3 separate regions of the Homo sapiens genome follow, and regions 2 and 3 are each linked to region 1. A link is an interaction called in ENCODE POLR2A ChIA-PET data of the cell type or tissue named here. Cell type or tissue: PC-9. All regions are shown on one strand. Each heading gives the region's core, and the rest is flanking DNA. Links, peaks and the distances in the headings are about the cores only.

The links. ChIA-PET counts read pairs that join two places held together with the same protein. Peaks named below come from ENCODE experiments on the same cell type or tissue, not always from the same donor. Only the 100,000 strongest peaks of a DNase experiment are listed, where the experiment ranks them.
Region 2: POLR2A ChIA-PET joins it to region 1 with 13 read pairs; 2 of 35 experiments call an interaction of 5 or more read pairs at or near these places.
Region 3: POLR2A ChIA-PET joins it to region 1 with 13 read pairs; 2 of 35 experiments call an interaction of 5 or more read pairs at or near these places.

What each region holds. Positions count from the first base shown.
Region 1 is chr3:182,745,068-182,750,548 of GRCh38, reverse strand. No RefSeq gene overlaps it. Among named protein-coding and RNA genes, the nearest start is that of ATP11B-DT, 46 kb to the left of the region's middle. In PC-9, for the core only: no CTCF peak of the experiment used is centred there; a DNase peak (open chromatin) is centred at 2,438.
Region 2 is chr3:182,914,169-182,919,649 of GRCh38, reverse strand. ATP11B (ATPase phospholipid transporting 11B (putative)) reads right to left here. Exons shown (of 30, transcript NM_014616.3): 30 at 1-1,627. The coding sequence ends at 1,546. Among named protein-coding and RNA genes, the nearest start is that of DCUN1D1, 64 kb to the left of the region's middle. RefSeq lists a silencer at 5,469-5,481. In PC-9, for the core only: no CTCF peak of the experiment used is centred there; no DNase peak of the experiment used is centred there.
Region 3 is chr3:182,826,799-182,832,279 of GRCh38, reverse strand. ATP11B (ATPase phospholipid transporting 11B (putative)) reads right to left here. Exons shown (of 30, transcript NM_014616.3): 3 at 4,071-4,160; 4 at 2,528-2,608. Among named protein-coding and RNA genes, the nearest start is that of ATP11B, 36 kb to the right of the region's middle. In PC-9, for the core only: no CTCF peak of the experiment used is centred there; no DNase peak of the experiment used is centred there.

The sequences.
Region 1 (5,481 bases), core at 173-5,172:
CTGTTTGTCTCATCGTATGCATGCTAAAAAGCAAACAAGAAAATCTATGTCTCCGAAAATACAATGTTGGCTTTTTATGCCAACATACGTATTTTTACTTGGGGAACATCTAGTACAGAGACATTCAGATTTTACAGTTGCTCATTTGTGGCTCTGTATTTTAACTTAGCATCTCAGTCAACCTTTCTGAAGAGTAATGTGTTTTCTTCTTTCTTTAATATTAGTCCTAGCTGGGCGCAGTGGCTCACGCTTGTAATCCCAACACTTTGGGAGTCTGAGGCAGGAGGATCACTTGAGCCCAGGAGTTCAAGACTAGCCTGAGCATCATCCTGAGGGCCTGTCTGTACAAAAAAATCAAAAAATTAGCTGGGCGTGGTGACACGTGCCTGTGGTCCCAGCTACTTGGGAGGCTGAGGTGGGAGGATTACTTGAGCCTGGGAGGTTGAGGCTGCAGTGAGCTGTGTTCCCTCCACTGTACTCCAGCCTGAGTGATAGAGTAAGACCCTGTATAAAAAAAAAAATCGGTCCTAATAACAATGGTATCTGACATTGACTGGCCAATTACTTCATGCCTGTGCTTTCCTTTTATTAACTTGAAACAACCCTATGAAGTGGATACTGGTTATGTCCATTTTGGAGGTGAAGCATTAAAGTTTGAGTAATTTGCCTAAGGTCAATAGCTGTTGAGTTATAGAGTCAGGATTTGAACCAGACAGTCTGGCTCTTAAGCCAACTCACTTAGCCACTATACCATACTATACACCAAGGTATCTGTTGGTGAGTTAACTGTATGATGTTCCACAAAATGCCTTATTAGGGTTTGCATTTGCCATTAGGTTGGGTTTAAATTGAGTGAAAATCAGAAATCTGATTATATTACAATAAACTTTTATCATATTTTTGTAAAATATTTTATTGAAATATATATATGTATATATATATTTTTTTTCTTTTTCTTTTTTGAGATGGAGTCTCACTCTGTTGTCCAGGCTGGAATGCAGTGGCACTACCTCAGCTCACGGCAACCTCCGCCTCCCAGGTTGAAGTGATTCTCCTGCCTCAACCTCCCAAGTAGCTGGGCTACAGGCACGTGCCACCATGCCTGGCTAATTTTTGTATTTTTAGTAGAGATGGGGTTTCACTATGTTGGCCAGGCTGGTCTCGAACTCCTGACCTCATGATCCACCTTCCTCGGCCTCCCAAAGTGCTGGGATTACAGGCGTGAGCCATTGCACCCAGCCTACAGAAATACATATTATCCAGTTAACATATATTTTGTTTTTTAAGCTCTGTTTTTTTTTTTCCTAAAAACAGTTCTATAACGAAGCTCACTTTGTCAAGGACTATGTTGACTGATAATAAAAGTATCATTATATATTTGTCAAGTGTTTTATTTTTAAAATGTCTATAGGTGTAGAATTCCTTATTACAGGAGGAGAAATTCTTCATTTTACAAAAAAGTCCAGCATATTCTAAGAATTTCATTTTCACATTTATTTAACTAACAAATTCCATAATGCTTTTTACTTTTTAACTTTTATTTTAGGTTCGGGGGTACATGTGCAGGTTTGTTATATAGGTAAACTGGTTTCATGAGGGTTTGTTATATAGATTATTTTGTCACCCAGCTACTAAGCTTAGTACCCAATAGCTATTTTTTCTGCTTCTCTGCATCCTCCTACATTCCACCCTCAAATGGGTCCCAGTGTCTGTTGTTCCCTTCTTTTTCTTTCCTTTTTTTGAGAAGAAGTCTCACTCTGTCACCCAGGCCGAAGTGCAGTGGCATGATCTTGGCTCACTGCAACCTCCATCTCCCGGGTTCAAGCAATTCTCCTGCCTCAGCCTCCCAAATAGCTGGGATTATAGGTACCCATCACCACACCCAGCTAATTTTTATATTTTTAGTAGAGACGGGGTTTCACCATGTTGGCCAGGCTAACCTCAGGTGATCAACCTGCCTTGGCCTCCCAAAGTGCTGGGATTACAGGTGTGAGCCACCACGCCCAGTCTGTTGTTACCTTCTTTAAGTTCATGAATTCTCATCATTTAGCTTCCACTTATAAATGAGAACTTACAGTATTTGATTTTCTGTTCCTGTTTAGTTTGCTAAGGATAATGGCCTCCAGCTTCATCCATGTTCCCGCAAAAGATATGATTTCATTCTTTTTATGGCTGCATAGTATTCCATGGTATATATATACAAAATTTTCACACATATCCAGTTTGTCATTGATGGGCATTTAGATTGGTTCCACATCACTGCAATACTCGGAAAGCATTAGGTTCCATCAACAGAGGAAAAGGAACCTGATGCTTTACAAATATTGTCCACTGTCCTCTGACAACAGAAAGGAAGAAAAAAAAAGTAACTTAGTACTGGCCTCAGGAATGTTGGTCTGATAGGGGAAAGTTCACTCTCTTGCTAATTCCAAGGAGCTTTTAAAAATAAATGGTGTGGAAATTACCTATTGTTTATTCAGGAATAACCCTTATCCTTTTCTTAATTGATCAGCATTTCATTTGTTGTAAAACTCTTTGTCCTGTGAAGCTGGAGGCCCTTGAAAAATCTCCATGGTGCTCACTCTCATATCTCAAGCCATCCAGGTAGATTTGAGACGGCACTTGGTATTAGGCTAGAGTAAAATTTTCCTTGATCTGCAAGCTTATTTGGTGTTTGAATTCTCCTTATAATTATCCTTGTCAAAAACTTGGCTGGGCACGGTGGCTCACGCCTGTAATCCCAGCACTTTGGGAGACCAAGGCAGGCAGATCACTTGAGGTCAGGAGTTTGAGACTAGCCTGGCCCACAAGGTGAAACCCCATCTCTACTAAAAATACAAAAATGAGCCAGACATGGTGGCGGGTGCTTGTAATCCCAGCTACTCAGGACGCTGAGGCAGGAGAATCCCTTGAACCCGGGAGGTGGAGGTTGCAGTGAGCAGAGATTACGCCATTGCACTCCAGCCTGGGTGACAGAGCCAGAGCCAGACTCTGTCTCAAAAACAAAAACAAACAAACAAAAACACACACACACACAAACAAAAAGTCTGTCCTGCCCCTTCCAGAACAGCCCCACAGATACCTAAGAGCTCATCACTTCTAAACGTACCTCCTAACTTCCTTCTTCTGCTCTTCCTTTTCTCTCTTCTCTCTCCTTTTCTTTCCTTTTACCAGCTCCTTATGACGTATACCAACTTAAAAAAAATCTTTTCCTCAGGGCCATACAAACAAATCCAGTCTCTGCTACAACTCACTGGAGATAAATAGTTACTATCATCTTTATGTACATCTCTCCATGTAAGATAAAAGAATCACTCCAGTTAAAAGTCATAGTTTTCAAGCATTCTGTATAAACCAATATTAGCAAACATTTACTGAGTGCCTGCTATGTGCCAGGCACTAGCTATATGCCACTTCTAACCCTTACAACCCTTCCAGGTGCGTTAATGATAGCTAATACTTACAAAGCCTTTACAATCGACTCATCTAGGATATGGTAAACACCAGTAAAGGGCTTATGCTGGAGGCTGACACATAGTGACATTCAATAAATGTTAACTGTTACTATCTCTTGTACTTCGGGAAGAATTTGGAGAATGTTCGACTCAACTACAGTGTTCTACATAGCATTAACCTGGGGAAATTTTTTGGCTCCTGATGGGCTATTTCTCCTACATTTGTGTTAACCACAGAGTTTGGTCCTTAAAGCTATTCAAAAGGATGATCGAGGATCAAGGATGGAGGCCTGCATTTTTCAAAAGCTTCAGGTTATTCTGGGCCAGGCCTTTGCACAGTTCTTTGAGGTCTGTTTCTTCCACGGAAGAAGCACTATCAGGTACAAGAAGAACGGGGCCTGAAAGTTGAGTTTCAGCTCTAATGAGAGACTGCTAAAGAGACAGCACTAGTTTGAATTTCACAAATTAAAATTCACCTTGAAAAATTGCAACCTTTCTCAGCTCAGTTAAAGGGAAGAGGAAAGAGTTAATGCTCTCAGTTGATCAGGTGTGGGTCTGCTGGTGGCTGCCGGTACTCCAGTCTGAGAACTGATAGGTATAGGTATTAATTGTTTGGGGAACATCATTTAGTAAACAGGTATTAGAATTCTATAATTCATCATTTAAGAGGCTGTATTTTAACTCAGCATCACTCTTTTGCTCCTACAAGCCAGTTCCCTTAGGCTCGCACTTCTTTAAACCCAGAAAGACTTGTCAAACTAGTCTAGGTGATGGGACAAACCTCAGCAGCTGGATACCTGTACTTGCTGATCTGGCATGTTCTCCTTTAGGAAGGGAGGTGTGGCCGGGCGCAGTGGCTCACGCCTGTAATCCCAGCACTTTGGGAGGCCGAGGAGAGTGGATCACAAGCTCAGGAGTTTGAGACCAGCCTGGCCAATATGGTGAAACCTCATCTCTACTAAAAATACAAAAATTAGCTGAGCGTGGTGGTGCGCGTCTGCAGTCCCACTTACTCGGGAGGCTGAGGCAGGAGAATCGCTTGAACCCAGGAGGCGGAGGTTGCGGTGAGCCCAGATCGCACCACTGCACTCCAGCCTGGGCAACAGGAGGAGACTCTCTCTCAAAAATAAATAAATAAATAAAAAATAAAAAGAAAAAAGGAAGGGAGGGGCTCTGGAATAAAGAGTTCCCAGTCAGATTTAGGGGAATATGGGAAGAAACCTGGTAGAAGGAAACCCCTGGGATTTGATTCCTGGGTGTTCCACACAATCTCGGATGGTGTTGGGAACTATTCTTGCTCTGAATATGATCATGTCAGTTCCACAGCTCTTTCTGTTTCTCTTGTTGGCTCCCTCCTAAAATTTAAATTTGACATAAAGTTAAGGTGCCTTTCAAAGCACACAAGGTCACCCTAGTGACCCTAGTCTCCTGTGTCACAAAATGTCAGAGCCAGAAGCAAGGTTGGCTTTCCACGAAGCTAAGGAAACTTTATCACTAGAGCTCTATCTTGCAATGTGTTTATATTGGTATATTGCTAAAAGATAAAGGATACATTTTTTAAAGGTAAAATCATGACTTTCATAGAGATGAAATGAACATGTATCAAAAATTTTATTTAACTCATTGATTAATAAAGGAACAAATAAGAGATTACAACTGGTTTGAAGGAAAATTTGAACTACATATACATCATATATCTAATGTGTGTGTATATACACACATACATTATATATATACACACATTTTATATATACACGTACACACATATATATACACACATTTTACATATATACACACATTTATAGATACACACACATTTTATATATATATACACTTTTTTTTTTTTTTTGGGGGGACGGAGTCTCACTCTGTTGCCCAGGCTAGAGTGCAGTGGCGCAATCTTGGCTCACTGCAATATCTGCCTCCCAGGTTCAAGCGATTCTCCTGCCTCAGCCTCCTGAGTAGCTGGGATTACAGGCATGCGCCACCATGCCCAGCTAATTTTTGTATTTTTAGCAGAGACAGG
Region 2 (5,481 bases), core at 197-5,196, 170 kb before region 1:
AGCTTAGGGCTGCACAATAAATCTCCATAAAGGAATTACATTTTCAAGGGAAAACTTGGTAAAACCGCATTTAACCATTATCTTAATATGTATACAATCATTATTTGCTTAGAGCTGGGTAATAGTTCTCAAGCTAATAATCACTTCTAAATCTTAAGACAACATTACTTTTCAATAAAACAAAAACAAATGACAATACTGAACTACTTGATAAATTCAGGATGGAAGTTAGGTTTTGAAGTGCAATGAGTTAATTACAGTAACATGTACCCGATTAATCATTCTTAGCATTTAATTTATTGCTAACATTACCTGATACAAGTTGAGCATTTTTACATTCCACAGCCACACCTGAAATATGCCTTGTACTGGGACACTGGCAGAACTCACTGTATTGTGGTAGTTTGCTATAAGTTAGATGACATAACCTGAAAATAAGATTATTAACTGAAACCCTTTATTCTAAAATCTAGCTTATAGAAAGGGAAGAGCATGTCTAAGTCGGCTGCAGAAAGAGGCTCTTCTTTTTGTATTCATTTAATTACCCATACTATTCTGATTTGTATAATTAAACATATTTGCAATATTTAAATACTGTCCAAACTTTTTATTGATATAGTTAAACTGTACAACGATGTCATGAAATACTATACACAGAGCCTTCAGGTAAAGAGAAAAAAAGCAAATTTAAATATGTTAACCAGATTAAAGCATGCAAAAGATCCAATGATAAAGACATTAAATTAATAATATGCTAATAGTATCTAATTTACCCACTATAGGGTCTTTATACTCTGTCACAAAAATATTAGTAAACATCAATTTGAAGTTCGGTGAACGGACCTGATTCCTGATTTGTATATATGATATACCCTTGCATTTATATGGCTAACTTTACAGGCTGTGTTACAGTACAGTTAGAGGAATTGGTATAAATTTACTCCCCATACTGCAGTAAATAATGGTTGGAAATGATTCTCCTAATTTGCTCTGTGAACTCAGAATGCATTAATGAATTAACAACACAGGTCACTGAGGGACCAAAATTCCTCAGTATTCACATTAACTTTTCCCATGAAAAGCTTTAAATATAACTCTAATAAAAAAATAGAGTTCTCAAGGCAAACTTTCAGCATAATTTACAGAAGCAGATTTAAATAGAAGAGTCAATAATCAAGCTAATACTAAAAAATACTCTTTACTAAGATTTCTCTCTTTTTTCTACATTTATATTAAAATATAATGGCCTCAGCAACAGACTGAAATGCCATTAGGAGTCCCATAAGCACAAGGGACAAACCAGACAAAGAGATGAAAAATGTCTCTTTATTCTCAAATTTTAACATGTTCAGATTCAAATTAAGGGTGTTGGGAGGGGCTTGTACTAATGCTTTCTGTTTGTTTGCCATTATAACTCTGAGTGGGTATGAACTACTACAAAGATTTTGGAAATTAATTTCAGAGCTAGTGTGGCCATTAACAGGGTGATCACACTGAATTTTAGGAAAGGAGGTGAACTGGCTCCCACAAAGTACTACTGCCCCTTTAACAAGTAGATGAGTCCATTGTGGAGAGAGTCAAGATGCTCCTGTCGTTGGTATAGAAAGGATCCGATGCACTCCATGATCTAAAGTAACAATAAGAGAAAAGTTTGGCTCACCAGGACCTATGTTTTAATTGAGAAAAAAATTTACTCTAAAACTTAGGACCCAAATGCAATCACTGATTGATTCATTTAAATACTAAAGAGAGGTTCTTCATACTAGTATCGAATGCCCAAACTTTCTATTTATATTATATAAAAACTTGGGAAAAATAATGCTCTAGTCATCATATAAAAATATTAGCCAAAATTCAAACATTCATTAGCATTAAAACAGTTTCTATATGTAGTAAAGCATGAGCTGCTTTTAAAGTGTTAACAATTCAATAAGAAGTATGTTATTAAGAGTTATGCACATTGTTTTACTGAAAAGTTCAGTTTACAAAAACAAACCCAAATCCCACTTACCAAAGGCTTTGGAATGAAACAGTAGTATGTTCCTATTATTGATCATTTCATTTCAGCTATAAATCCTATTCTAAAGACTTCCGCATAATTAGCTTGAATGTAGCGAATGATGTATTCAAAAGGCATCAAAGACACCTGTAGGTCACTAGCGTTTTCACTTAATAAGGACAAACGATCCTCTACTGGTCTGGAAAAGTTAACTGGTGTTTGAATGATAAGGCCCTAAAGCAAGTCATTACATAATACTTTATGTGCAGCTGTAAACTTAAATTAGCTTGAGTTAATTTAAGCTAAAATAACTCAAGACCAAAAGTAGCCTGCCATGCTTAAAATAGACTAACCTAGTTCAAGGACAGTATTAGGATTACCAAGTGAAAGACTGCTTTTCTTATGAGACTAAACACATTTAACAATAAATACATTTTATGTAACTTTTTCCAGGGTTCCCACCTTCCCTAAACAGAGATGTTACAGGAAGAGATGAGCGTTAAAAAAGGCCCCAATTCACCTTTGTCAAATATTTTCTCTTTCCCAGAGATGCTAAGTTTGTATGTAGCTCAACTTTAATTCGACTAGTTTCTAGAAAAGCTGGAACAGTATCTACCTTAGGTTAGGGAAGGACTTGTTCACTACTGTCTCCCTAGCATCTAGAACTGTGTCTGACATATATTGGGCACCCAGTATTTGCAGAATAAATGAATAAAATGAGAAGATGAAAATTTCTTAAAGAGTAAGTATTTACAGGGGACAAGTATGCTTTTAACTATAACTTTTAACTATAACAGCTATCAGTACTCCAATTATCCGGAGTCAGATGTCCAATTCCAAACTGCCAATACTTTATATTAGTTTTTCTTCTTTCCACATTGCTTACACAGAATAATCTTATTAGGTAAAGTCTCCTTCATTTTAAATTTTTTTTCAAAGCACACATGTGCATTCATATGTTAAATATAATTTTTGACAGAACATTAAACACTTGAACTACATATTACTTTCTATTTAGAAGATAGTTTTGATGAGGATACAGTAGCTTAACTGTTAGTAATACACGAACAGAAAATCTTTTATTGCTAAAATCCAGCTCTTTAGGGTGCAACATGGCATATTCTTTATATAGCACCATGATGCTCTCTTTGAAACTGAGCTTGCAATATGGGATACTTCATTGACAACATCAATTAATAAAATGTAAGTCAAATTTTTGTGCCTGGATGGTACAAATGTAATCACCAAAGAAATCTGTCACATAAAAACACTGGTGGCATTTCTCAAGTGATGCCCATTACTCTTGACTTTACTATGTCAATGGAACACACAGCTAAGGGCTTCTACATCTTGGAATGGCAGTCTCAGACTTGCCCCACCTCTTAAATTAGACATGAAATAGAAACATAGAATAGATGCTACTCTAAAGTCACAATGGAAATGCCCAACACATTTCACAAATACAATTATATGTAAACAAAAAGAGAACTCTATGTATCAAAATGACTTTGCAAGTTTAAATACAATATTGATGCATCTATGGCAATTTTCACATAGCCCTTGAAAAGCACCAGGTAGCTTGGTGTTATTATATGACTTTATCCCCTAGAAAAGAATGAACAGGTCTGAAAAGACCTTCTAGATTATTCACATGAGAAAAAGGGTAAGAAAATAATAGTAACCAATAATATAACCTGTGATGTTGGAGAAACCTGGAAGGGCATTTATAGTCTAATATGATATTAATTACTAAGTTAAACATTTTATTAGGAGAATAAAAAAATTCAGAAAAAAACAATATGGCGCAATTTTAAGTGAAAAGAAGTATAGATGATAATAGCTACCTTCAAGAGAACATGTAAAAGTAAATTCAATAACTCCTGGGGCAGGTTCAAAAGAGGTAATGCTGCATCAAAATGGCTATGTAAAGAATAATGGGGGCATATTACCATAATCGATATCAAGAAAATGGATATATGTATATAGCAGAAAAAATCTGGGGCTCATTTAAAATTAATTCTAGTTTTAAAAAAATCATTAACAAAAACGTATATTGTCATTAAAGAGAAATTTCCATTGAAGGAGAAGTTGAAAAAATTCTGTAGAGGTTCTATTGTATCTTAGTCTAACTCCTATCTTGATTCTGTGCAATGAAGCTATGTTATTAGGTAAAATAGTATTATAAATCAAGCTCTTTGGGAAATTTGCTGGCCTAGGTACATGACAGAGCCACATTTTATAATACAATTATGTAAATCATAACAAAGTCCCAGAGTTTAAGTGCTCATCCTTCTACGTGGAATGAAATTACTACAAAATGGTATCACAGCATTATGGAAATATTTCAGATCACGTTATAATCAAGTCAGAATAAACGGGGATTGAAACCACAGACATTATGTTAACATAAGAATGCTATTTATAAATTCAATTGTATCATAAAGGCATGGCTAAGCTAAAGCTAAAGTGAGAACTAACAAGTTCACCAGTAAAAGTTACCTGAATTTTATAACAGATGAATGATATCATACTCATCATTTTTTTAAAACACAAAGCTAACCAAATAATAAAAATCCTTTTTCCAGTAGATAGGAGTAGTGCCTTCTTCACTCTTTATAACCTGTTCCTGGGGTAATTTCCAACCTTTTCCAAGCCCTGGCACATGTAGAAAGTGCTAATATTCATGTAGCACATTTGGGACAATGGCAACCAACATCTCTCCCTGCCCATTTGTACCTCCATGCATACCGTGTACTGCTGCCCTGATTTTGAGAATATGGTATCATTCACCTAAAGAACACCAAGTGTGGAAAAAGCTCTTTCTACCCCCTAACATCCTCTAAATAGTGATATAACTCTTGGGGAAATGTATGAATAAATAAATCCATTGCAAGTTTAAATGAATTTTAAATGGTGTTTACCAAAAGGTGTTTTTTTTCGTTATGGTGCACAACAGCAGGCATGGTGATAAATCTCATTCAAGAAACAGATTTAGGAGGGGACAAAAATGCTAAGATTCTTTTACTCCATAATTTAAAAAGCCTGTTCTAACTCATACACTTTTAATTAGGCAATAAATACCAAGCAAAAGAAACTTAAAAATCATGACTCATTTCAAAACTTCATTACAGACATAAGAAGAGGTAGGGGAGCAGAAATACAGCCTTTTGTGTTTATAAATACCTCAAAGCCTCAAATAACCAACTGGAAAATATACATACAGAGTAAGAAAAGGAAAGCCTTTGACTTCACTGTTATGTTGAGATTATTTTGTAAAGACAAAAAGCAAAAAAATTTTAAAAAAATAAAAAGGAAATAGTATATGTATAATTTAAAAAAGAAAGTTATACAAACCATAAAAGAGTACCATAAACACACTCCTACTGAGCACATTTTAGAAAGATTATGAAACAAAATTTTTTGTTCATTAGATGAAGTCTCTTCAAAGGTGCTTTCTCTTCCTTTGTGAGTGAAAAAGCCCT
Region 3 (5,481 bases), core at 355-5,354, 82 kb before region 1:
TAAATTTAGTACTCATATTTAATAATCATACTAACACAGGTTCTAGGCATAACCTTTTTGCTTTCTGCCTTTATTCACTTTTACTTAAACCAATTTTGGAAGGAGACTGATTGTCAATTATTATTATGATTATATTAAACTCTTACTTGTAGATAAAAATTCACCAACTTTTTTTCAACTCAGTTAATGGTATCATATTCCAGTTAAATGCAGTCCATATTTGGCCAAATATACATTGGGAAATAAGGACAAGAGGTATTGCAACATTTTACATGGCTTTAAAAATATCCAATAAGTTCATTCATTCATTTATTCATCTGTTAAACAACTACTGAAGGCCCAATATGTGCATGGTCTTGTTCTGCTAATGGGAAATAAGCAGGTATATAGAATAAATTATCTGGCACCGTAGAGCTAGACATTCAAATGAAAGTGACGGATAAACTAAAATACCAACTTTTATCAATAGAACAAAAGAATAAATGATATGAAGGAAAAAAAGGACAGACTAAGAAATAAGAGTGGCATGGTGGTCAAAGTTTAAGTATAGAGTAAAATGAATTGAGAATGCAATTATCTGGCAGAAGAACTTTCCAGGAAGAAAGTACAGCAAGTCATAAAATCTTGAGATAGGAGCATGCTTACTGTGTTCGAGGACAAGTAGAGGAGTGTAGCTGCAGCACAGTGAGTTTAAAAAAAAAAATGGTAGGAAATGAAGAAGGAACCAGGGTCTAGACTCTGTACGTCTTTATGTCTTTGTAGATCACTGAAAAGACATGTTTTGGTCAAAGTGGTGATGCAAAGCTACTGTTCAGTAGCTTTAAGTGGGAGGGTAGTGTGATCTGATTTTAAGAGATCAATCTGGCTGCTCTGTGAAAACCATAGGAGAGTAAGAGCGGAAATGAGAGAACTCTTCAGAAAAGAATGCAATTGTCCAGACAAAAGATGATGGTGGCTTGGACTAATGAGGGAGATCTTGAAGGTAGGGATAAAACAGAACAGTCAAAGGATGATGATGTCAAGGCTTGCGGTGGTTGGATGGTAGTGCCATTTAATAAACTGCAGAATAACAAGAACTAGTAGTATAGTTTTTGAGGGGGAAAAAAATCGAGTCATGTTTGAGATTCTTGTGAGATGACAAAGTTGAAATGTTGTACAAACAGTTGTACATGTGTGTTTGGAGTTCAAAGAATAGTTTCAGGATAAACATAAATTTGGGAACCATCATCATAGAGATGGTAACTTCATTCTGCTGGATGGGATGAAATTACCTAAGGTGAAAGTATATATAGAAACGAGGTCCAAAGGACAAACATGTTACTTTGTTGAAATAAATGACATCTGTTTGTCATTTATTTCATCAAAGTAAATATTCATCAGGTGAATAATTATATGGAGTGATTTAAATGCATATCGACTGATATACACACATTTTAATCTCCAATGGAAAAGTGAAGAAAGTAAAATCGAACTTAGAGCTGTGGCCTAGTATTCTCTGACATGTAGATGCATAATCTAATTGTTAATCTATAGGCTCCTCTATCTTTCTTATGTATGCAATAAAGAATATACTTCATCCCAGAACTGTAAAATGTTTGTCAATTTTATTTCCATGTCAATTTATGCCTTATCCCTACATCTTATAAAATGAAAAATTCACATTTGCCTGAGAAAATTCAGTTAATTCTCTTGCAGGTGGAAGGAATCATCTCTGTATAACTGAAACCCTGCCAAGACCTTTTTGAGAAGTAGTAGCTAAATCAACAGGACATTTCTATGAATTTCCTTCTTATTCTATATGTTTATCTAATAACCTTGTTTCTCTGTAACTAGATTTTAATGTCAATTCATGCTCTGATTGAAAATATTTCCCCAGGGGGAAAATACATAAAAACTAAACTCATAAGAGAAAGTTGTAAACAGCAGAAAAGGACTATACATTTTTTTTTTTTTTTTTGAGACAGGATCTCACTCTGTCAACCAGGTGGGAGTGCAGTGACATAATCACGGCTCAGGGCAGCCTCTACCTCCTGGGCTCAAGCGTTCCTCCCACCTCAGCCCACCAAGTAGCTGGGACCACAGGTATGTGCTACCACACCCTAATTTTTGAACTACATAGTTTTTACTCACAAATGTTCACACCAGAAGTATATACCCTGCTCTCTATAAACATATCTCTTTTGAATTGTATTTCCTTTAAATATCACCAAACTCTACAAAGATGATTATAATTAAGAAATCTATTTCATATATAAATGGTTTATACATATACAATACTTGTTTTTGGATGCTTTCTAGCTCTGTCAAGGGAACTACATATTTTAACGATGTTAATCATTCCATGAGTCACCAGGTACCTGAAATATAACAGAGTGGCTAATTCAGTTTAATTTTACTACGTATCAGACAAATTTGCTGCTTTCTTATGGAAATTATTTTCACAACAATAAATGTTACTTTGGAGTGGAAATATTTAGCAACTTCTAAATGACTTAGAGGAAAATTAAAAAAAGAAAGTATTTCATACCTGCTTTATGGCAGTTACTGTTATCACAAAGAATAATGGAAGTCCACTGGTAACTGGACTGGTAGGTGTATCAATCATAAGCTAGATTTATAAAAAAGAATACAGAATATTATATTTTTATATTGTGCACATCACACTATTAACATCTAAAATTTCACATTACACAGTGAGTATACTTTAGTTCACGATTTCACAACTTCACTTTGTTGGCTATTATGTGGGGTTGGAAGACTATTTAAATCTATTGCCTATCCACATACATGGCTAGACTGGACTCAGCAACTCTGTTTAAACACAAAGTTCTTCAATATTCGCCAAGGAGTGGAACTACAGCTACTCAGATCTCGTTTCACATTTCTTTGCACATCCTGATAAATGCTGAAGAGTCTGTCAGCAATTTTTACCCTTGGATTCAGAATGATATCAACACTAGGGAAAGAAAACTAGGAATGGGACTATGGAAAGAATTTTTTTCTATAAGTGATTTTGTTACATCCAACAGAGCCAGAGGTGGATAACTAGGAAAATGATGTTCCTTTACTCCGGATAGGCCCATTAAATTTGTTCTATTCCATGGACAAGCTGAATTCATCTTAGCTAGTGATTTCACAAATGTATGGATGTTACGTGGATATGGTTAGCATACATTTCTTGCTTTTCCAAGAAAGCCAAGCGAACGGTCTATGGGCAGAAAATCAGAAGTTCCTTGTCTGTTCATGAAAGAAAGCAATTTTTTCTTTTTAAAAAGTAAATGTTTCCTAAAGCATTAAAATGATTATTTGACAAGTTTCAATTTTTCATTTGAAATCCCAGGTTCTACTGAGAGAAGAGTTCAGAGTTTATATATTTGATGCTACACTGAAATTGCCAAGTTTTATCGGAAAAGAATAACTTCTTTAAAGGAAAATGGCCATCACTATTTTAAAATCTTGATTTATACTCAAGTTCTCTTGATTTTATATACATATATAATTTTTTTAAGCACAAGGTGAAAATTAAGAAACTGTCTAACAGCCTATAATAAACACAGACTTAAGCAAAGAAAACAGTCTCCTGGAAAAAAAAAAAACTTCACCCACAGGGATACTTAAAAATTACAATTCTTATTAAATAACTTAAATTTAAGTTAAATTTAAATTAAAAAATTAAAAGCCAAAGAAAAGTTTACTTTGTACAAAGATGATTCCACAGGCAGAAATGTACCGAAAATATGAACTATATATTAAAAGCCTAAACATTTATGTTCTGAGGCAGAATATCTGAAAGATATTAGGTTACACTCTTAGCTAAGATTATGGTTAATCTAAGTACTACAGCACATTATTGATGAAACAATATACAATTGATCTTAAAGTTTACAGGCTATTTCTTTTAGAAATCTAGATATGACAGATCATTGTATTCACTGAATACAATGCAGAAGCACTGCAGAAAAAATGGTCACATGGTCAAATGATTAGCAACACAATGTAATTTTTCTTTGTTCCAAGACATATTTTTAGAAACTATGTTTACAAACTTAAGATTGAGTAATAAAGCTTACCTGAACCAAAAATATAATAAGAAAATAAAAGTTTGCCACTCTTCTGAACTGTTCAAATAAATTTTTTGGAACAAAATTCCACACAGTGTACTAAAAAGAAAGAGATCAATAAATTAATATTTAAAAATAATATCAAGTATATAGACATAATATTAAGAAGTAAAGTAAAATCGGTTTTACTAACCCCTTAGACAAAATTCTGTAAGTCTATATGCTACAGAAACCATCTGGCTTTTAGAGTTCAGGACTTTTATTCTACTTCCCTTTTTTCTTCCTTTTACTATTTATTGGCAATTTTAGCTTAATTTTGAAAAATGGAATAAGCTGAAACCCAACAATTTTGCTACTAAATTCCAGTTTTTTTAGAAGTTAGAGAAAGCAGATCTAAAACAACATTTTAATAACTTATTTTGGATTTTGGTATACAAAACTAAACCTAATGCTAAAGATAAATATGAGTTGATAGAAATGCAGATACTAGATACAATTTATATTTTAGTTAGTTTAGCATCAGAAACAGAGGAAATAGTTTGTTTAGTATGAAATATGAGGAAATAACCTAGAATGTTAAAGAAATAGAAATGCTTTAGATAAGTGATCGCCGCGATAACCACCAAGAAAATTTCATAAAGGATACGAAAATCTGTCACAATATCAATTTTAAAAGGTAAGATAGTATAGCACAATGGTTAAAAGCATAGATGCTTGGGGTTAAACTGTGGTGGCCCAAATCTTAATTTGTAATACTCACTAAATGACCTTGGACTTAATCTCTCCGTGTCCCACTTTGCTCCTCTATAAAATGAGGATAATATTAATCATATCTTATAGGGTTCCTATAAACATTAAATCAGCTAACATACTGAAGAAGCACTTAGGACAGAACCTGGCTCATACTAATTGCTATAAAAGTGCTTATTATTATTACTCAGCTCAAAAACCTATAATGCTGTATTACAAGGGCAGAATAATATGCTGCAAATTTTATTTGTGTTACAACTCACAACATAACTTCATACATGAAACAGGGAAATTGATTTATAGAATGTTTACTTTATGTACATCCTCCCAGAAGAATATAAGATCCCTGAGGCCAGGGATATCATTTTATTTACTGTTCTATCTCTAGCACATATACTACTCCTTGGCACATAGGTAGAGATCAAATATTTTGCAGAATAGATTAATGAATAAATAAATATGGTTGACAACGGGTTTTTTCTGAGATAATATCCTGATCTCAGGCAATGAGGCCTCAATGGTTACTGACCAATTCAAGATTTCCAAAGAGGTACTTTACGTTACCTAGTGTCATGTCAGATGGCTCTAATTTTTGGATTTTCATTGTCAAAAGTTCACTTCTTAATTAGCTGTTTGAGACCTGAAACACTGTTTCCCACATGAACAACCT